Regions from separate parts of the Homo sapiens genome. Here region 2 is linked to region 1. A link is a contact called in ENCODE Hi-C or POLR2A ChIA-PET data. All regions are on one chromosome and are shown on one strand. Each heading gives the region's core, a stretch centred on a gene start or an enhancer-like site at or near the end of the contact. The rest is flanking DNA. Distances are from core to core; before and after follow the strand shown.

Region 1 (3,343 bases), core at 303-2,802:
GCTTTGGTCAGCTCAGCTTTACAACCTCTCAGGTTCTTTCTCTAAGCAAACTCTCTTAGGTTCTGAAATTGAGAAGGCGTGGAGGGTGACTATTGGATTACAAAGCCTTTATGATTCCAACAACTCTCAGTTAATAGAAGCATCCGTCCTGTCTCTTGATGTCCTAGTGACTAAAGACATGTCTAGAGAAGAAACTCTTTTAACTATATTTTTATATAGTTACATGACAGCCTTTGAGAAAATTGAGAATTAAGGCCAGGCCCAGTGCAAAATGAAAATGTTGTGGAGGTGGCGGGGAGGGGAGGCGGGTGCTGGTTTAAAAATTAAGAATTTCAAGATTGCCATAGCAGAGCAAGAAAGTAAGTACAGGGCCCTTCTGAGCCCTATGTGACTGCACGGGTGGGACCCTTTTGAAGCTAGTCCTGGTCAGGGTTTATGTCTCTGGATGAATCCAGATGTGTAAAAGGCAAGGAAGTGGCGAGATTCCTTGGGCTATCTTTGAGAAACGGGGACCTTAAAGGAGACTGCAAAATCTTACCTACTGGAATTAATGGAGGAAAAGAAAGTGTTTGCGCCTGTGAGAACGCCTTGGAAAGAGGCAGTGAGCAGATGAGGCAGATAGGTAAGACACTTGGTTTTGCTGATTAAACCACTGATGAATCAGTGCCACTCACATCCTGGGTAATTCTAGGGACACTAGTTGGACAACGCTGACATCTGAAGAGGTGGCAGGGCGGAACATGGATCCCTTTAAGGCTACTTTATTGTCGATTTCCTCCTTCTCTAAGCTAGAAACAGGGGGTGCCTGAGTGGCCTCCAGAAGCCACTACTGTAGGCCAGGAGCAGTGCCTCACGCCTGTAATCCCAGCACTTTGGGAGGCCGAGGCGGGCGGATCACCTGAGGTCGGGAGTTCGAGACTGGTGTGACCAATATGGTGAAACCCGTCTTTACTAAAAATACAAAAATTAGCCGAGTGTGGTGGCGCGCGCCTGTAACCCCAGCTACTCAGGAGGCTAAGGCGGGAGAATCGCTTGAATCCGGAGGCGGAGGTTGCAGTGAGCCGAGATCACACCACTGCACTCCAGCCTGGGCGACGGAGGGAGACCCTGTCTCAAAAAACAAACAAACAAACAAACAAACAAAAACGCTACTACTGTTGGAGTCGGCTTGAGCTGTGGCATTGTTGTTTCCAGCCCGTGACCCTCACGCCGCCCTGCTCGTTGGGCGGACCGGGCCCTGGCGGCGGGTGAGGAGGAACCTTTACTTACCGGCGCCCTGGCCTCTGCTTTTTTCCCACTCTAGGACGCAAATCTCGATCTGCAAGGGCCTGGGGCGCGGGCGGAAAAGGCGGGCCCAGCTCCCTCAGGTCTGCGTGTCACCGACCCGAACCCGCTCCGTCGTCCTGACGCCCCCGGCCTAGCTGCAGCCACCTTGTCGCAGGGGCCTTGGTGTCTCTGAGACTCCGAGACGCCTCGCCCCCACCTGGCGTTCGGAGGCGGTTGCCTCGCTGGGCGCAGCAATTCAACCGCCGCGCGCCGGATGCTAAGACCGCGATTTCCCCGGATGCTAGGGCGGTGATTTCCCCCGTGACAGGCCCCGCCCCGGCCCCGCCCAGGCCCGGGCGGTCCCGCCCCACTGAGCTGTGGCTCGGGGAGCCGTGGGTCCGACTCCTGCGTGTGATGTGTCACCAAGTTGACTTTGGGGTCCCCCATTCTTCCTTAGTTCTCTATTTTACCTCAGCGCGTTGTCTAGCTGCTGCCTGGCCACGGTACTTAGCACACAGCGTGACTTAATACTGGATAAACGAGGAAAGGATTCGTACGCCCTGGCGGGGCCAGAGGCTCACAGCTTGGGTTCCCGCGAGCACACGAGCCAGGAACCGCCAATGCCTCCAGGGGGCGCTCTCCCTCCCATCGAGCCACCGCCGGGCCATTGGAGACCAGGAGGACCTCTCAGCTCCATCCCTGCGTCTCTAACAATTGTCTCATTTCCCTGCCTGGAGTCAGTATTACCACTCCCATAACACAGATTTTTAAAATGCAACTAAATTTTAAACGAGTCACTTTATTTAAAAACAACATGAACAAAATGGGATTTCTGCTAATGCAAATATCTATACAAATTTAACGATTTTGGTTCTAATTCTAGATGAAAAGTCAAATCTCCTGTTACATATGAGAAAAGTCAAATCTCCTGTTACATATTAGAAGTTTACCTCTTGTTACCTTTACTGCAACTGCAATGGCAGTTTCAACTGTTTCAACCAAGTAATGTAGTTGGAAATGCTGTTATTAGAAGTATATCTTCCCAGCATTTCGGGAGGCCAAGGTGGGTGGTTTACTTCAGGTCAGGAGTTCGAGACCAGCCTGGCCAACATGATGAAACCCTGTCTCTACAAAAATACAAAAACTAGCCAGGCGTGGTGGCGGGTGCCTGTAATCCCAGCTGCTCAGGAGGCTGAGGCACGAGAATCGGTTGAACCCTGGAGGCAGAGGTTGCAATGAGCTGTACTCCAGCCTGGGCAACAGAGTGAGACTGCATCTCAAAAAAAAAAAAAAAAAAAAAAAAAAAAAAAAAAAAAAGTGGATATGACAGTTCGAATTAGATCTAAAACCTTTCCTAATTACACCAGTTAAATCATGAAATCATGCAATAGTAGAACAGGTGTCTTACCTACCTGCATTATCCTGTAAATATTGACATGTTATTCTACATAATCATAAACTGACCGATCACACATATCTTTAAATCTAATCATCATAACTAAAAACTGTATTTGAATAAAATTAGTGTATTTCTAAATCTGTCTTTAACAGACACAAAGATGTAAATTTGAAATGTCTTGGTAAATGAGGTTAACACAATATAAATATTTTTGACGAATTCATCATAATTTGTTCATTTTAAGGAGATTGATTTTATTTTCTTGAAGCTTAAGGAGGACTTTGACATTTTAAATGTATCTAAAATTTAAATTTTATTAAATTTTACATTTCACATTTCTTTTTTTTATTGATTGAAACAAGCATTTCACATTTCATATTTCTTTTTTTTATTGATTGAAACAAGCATTCCATAGTCATTTCAAATAGTGTACAAAGTATTTTAAAATGTTTTTCTGGCCGGATGCAGTGGCTCACGCCTGTAATCCCAGCACTTTGGGAGGCCGAAGCGGGTGGATCACCAGGTCAGGAGATCGAGACTATCCTGGCCAACATGATGAAACCCTGTTTCTACTAAAAATACAAAAATTAGTCAAACGTGGTGGTACGTGCCTGTAGTCCTAGCTACTCAGAAAGCTGAGGCAGGAGAAGCGCTTGAACCTGGGAGGCGGAGGTTGCA
Region 2 (3,343 bases), core at 594-3,093, 130 kb after region 1:
ACACAGACACAGGCAGGTATTACACAGTGTGACAAATGCTTTCACACAAGCAGAAGCACTGCATATGCACTCAAAGCAGGCAAACAATCCACATTAGAATATAAGCTACAGGAGAGAAGGACTTTATTTTCTTTATAGATGTGTCTTCAGTGCATGGAACAGGACCTGGCACATAATAGTTATCCAATAAACATTTGTTTACAAGAACTGAAAGTACAAGCCCCATTCTGTGAACAGTGAGTAGCCAGGGAGTCTGTGGGGATTGTAGGAGGAGATGTACTTGGAAGGATACATGGAAAGAAAATTATGGTTGACCTTGAATGCCATTAATTCTGTGAGTAAGTGGAAGACACTGAAAACTTTTAAGCAGGAAAGTCATGTAATGAAAACTAATGTTTAATAGGCAGTCTTAATACAGAAACTATTTATTGGAATCACCCAAAAATAGTTTGAGTGTGTATCTCTGTGTGTACATGTTTGTGTTAAGACTTAGATGCAAAAAACATGCCTGTTTGCTAAAAGAATTCCCTTCTTTGGAAGAGCCAGAGGCCCTGTGCGAATTCAGAGATCCAAGCAGAGATCCTAAACTGGTGGCTTAAAGCTGATTTTATGTGAGACAGGAGTTTGGGAAGCTTCGTATGATAGCTAGTTGGTATATTTATTTGAGTATAAATTCTTGACGTATCTATTCGATTATCTTATACCTAATCCAATTCTTTTAAGTTGTATTTGTGTTTGCAACCTCTGGACCAAATTTTAGCCAAGATGCATGAAAAAAATCTCTTACCAAGAATGATTCCTGCTGCCTTTCAAAGTCATTAGAGAAAAGTTCTCAAAGGCGGCTATCTCTAGTAGCTTCTAATGAATTCATTGTTTTGTTCGTTAGCTTAGCATGTCAGAAATATCTTGACATTTGACACTCCTGTTTTGAAACTAATGGTTTATTTATTTAAAATAAGTGGGAGTTTCAAAGAAAAACAATTTGCCCTGGCAACAAAACGCAAGTACAATTAATCACTAACTTTGGGAATTGAAGTGTAAACAGAAGATGAGATCATGGCTTTGCTATTTATTCCTCTTCTCTGCAGATACCAGCCGAACTCACACCAGTCTTGTTACTATAGAATGTGCCTATCTGCACACAGCTGAAATGTCACTTCCTTGAACCTCCCAGCTGCTGTGTTATTTTATCTGACTCAGTTTTCCAGATAGCCAAAGCTTTACCTAACTATAACTAAAAATTTTCTTTTTGGTGTAACACTTAAAAAAAAAAAAGTACTTTAAAGAAGTACCCACTTTCTCAAGTGAAACATGCTAACCCTTTCTTGGTGATCCAGGGACATTGTTATGAATGTCAACCATTGTGATACTATATTAAAGTGATAATCTTGGGGATATTGAGTTGTGTAATGTCGCTTGACCTGGCGTTAAACATTGCCGGACTATAAAGCCTTGAACTTCTGAAGTCTTCTTTATGTCATGTTTTATTTCCTGTCTTTTTATCAGCCTATTCACTGTACTTTTCTGTCTGCTTATTTTTAATATGTTGTGAATTAGAAACCAGTTAACTGCTTTTGCTAGAACTTAATAAAAAAAAGCTAAATAGATTTAGAATGAGGGCCTGGGAAAGGGATTCTTCTGTGAGTAACTGCATGAACTAGAGTACACCATCTTGGTGACCTCTGCTTTGGAGTAATACGATATACAGGAACCTGGCAGTTGGAGGTCCTGGGTCCTGTTCCTGACACTGCCGTATTCTGCATTTTGGGCCATCTCCTTTCTAGCTCTCAGTTATCCACTTGTAAAAACAGGGGTTTGGACTAGCTGAGCTCTAGATTCCTTTCCAATTCCAGACATAGCAGTCATCATAGTCTAACACAGTTCTAACAAATCATCATAGTCATATATTATATAAACCAACCAGAAGATGGTAAGCAGGAGTTTTAACATATGCAGGATTACTGCTTGCGGATGAACTTGAATTTGTTAATAATGAATAGTCATGCCTTGGGCATTAATAGTTCCAGCTACACAGGCTTCTTTCTGGAACTTGGTATCCCCAGTGCCTCTTGGGTTCTGCAGTGACTGGGACATGAACATTTTCAAGTGAACACACTGGTCATTTGGATTAGGGAGATACTACTGAGGGTCTGTGATAAATGACCTCCCTCCTTGTAACGTCTGGGCTGAAGGACCTTTTCATAATGGCAGATAAATCAGATAAATGGTTATCACCTGCAGAGCCACAGTATTCCAGAGAACAGGAAGCATGCCCCAGCTGAGGCCCATGGGAAAATTTGAGCCATACATCCTTTTAGAAGCAGAGAAGAGAAGGCCAGTAGCCTGGGGCCCTGGGAATTCAGCCTGCAGCTCAGAATAGAGTCCTGGAATATCAGAGCTGGGCGGGACCTTTAAGAGCTATTTCTATCTGCCTCCTTCTATAGGAAACAGAGGTCAAGAGAGGGGAAGTGACTTGCTCAAGGCTGGAGAGATAACATGAACATTTTCTGATATCAGTTTTGCTTTGGGAACTATTCTGAGATGAGAGAAAAGAACCCACCAACCCAGAGAGTACATGACTAAAGACACAGACACTTGGCCAAACAATTTTCCTGGCTCAAAGGCCTCTTGAAACCTTATCTTGGGTGCATGGACTGTCTCTTAGAGAGGATGTGGCTCAGTGACAGCTCCAGTCATAACCTAAACAGAGGGGTCACTGGTCCCGGTTAATATTTGCATCCTGTGCTGTGGAATATGGAGTTCTATAAAGATCATTTACCTCTGAGTATAGGCAGATTGAGACCTAGCTTCTATTTGGACTGTCCCCTCTCAGAGGTCATCATATCAACATGATGGAGGGACCTTATCAAGTGAAGACAAAACATTCATAATAATGGAGACCCATGTGGCTGCGAATAATAAACTCTTCATTTTTCTATTTCTTCTTGTGGGCGACTATGTCCTTAGAGACTATTGTTATTTAGGACACCAACATGTGGCTGTATGTCCTCAATTTGTTTTCTTTCAACTCAATTCACCAAATATGTGTGTACTAAGTTCTGTCTACACTTTAATGTGAAGGGTGCCAAAAATTATTTATTTGTTATACGAGCTCAATAAGCAAGTTCCCTGCCTCTAGGAATGTGACACTTGGTAGAAGAATAAGATAAGTACTCAAAGGTATATGTGTTGGGGTATTCTCAGGGTATCGTAAATGCAATCAAAGATGGGCTGCCCTGGGGGTTTAAGGAATGGAAAAGATTGAATCCAGCTGAGGGAAATCAGAAAACATTTAGGAAGAAGAGAATAATCTTTGAGCTGGAGACTGAAACGTGAATAGAAT

Evidence for each region. Hi-C counts contacts between places; a loop is a spot of excess contacts on that map. ChIA-PET counts read pairs that join two places held with the same protein, here RNA polymerase II (POLR2A). Pooled maps may share reads with other maps.
Region 2: a pooled map shows a loop between it and region 1 (2.1-fold over the local background). The contact joins the enhancer-like site here to the promoter of RPL39L in region 1. A Hi-C loop is called at or near these places in 1 of 50 pooled maps. POLR2A ChIA-PET finds 5 or more read pairs at or near these places in 2 of 52 experiments (A673 and WTC11).

Annotation. Positions count from the first base shown.
Region 1 is chr3:187,137,944-187,141,286 of GRCh38, forward strand. It overlaps RPL39L (ribosomal protein L39 like), which reads right to left and starts at 1,553. Exons shown (of 3, transcript NM_052969.3): 1 at 1,270-1,553. RefSeq lists enhancers at 759-1,265, 1,134-1,233, 1,274-1,423 and a silencer at 1,464-1,693.
Region 2 is chr3:187,263,213-187,266,555 of GRCh38, forward strand. All of the region lies in intron 2 of MASP1 (MBL associated serine protease 1), which reads right to left. Among named protein-coding and RNA genes, the nearest start is that of MASP1, 27 kb to the right of the region's middle. Within about 2 kb of position 1,844, at least 5 of the 41 ENCODE cell types and tissues checked have a DNase peak (open chromatin) inside an H3K27ac peak, as active enhancers do.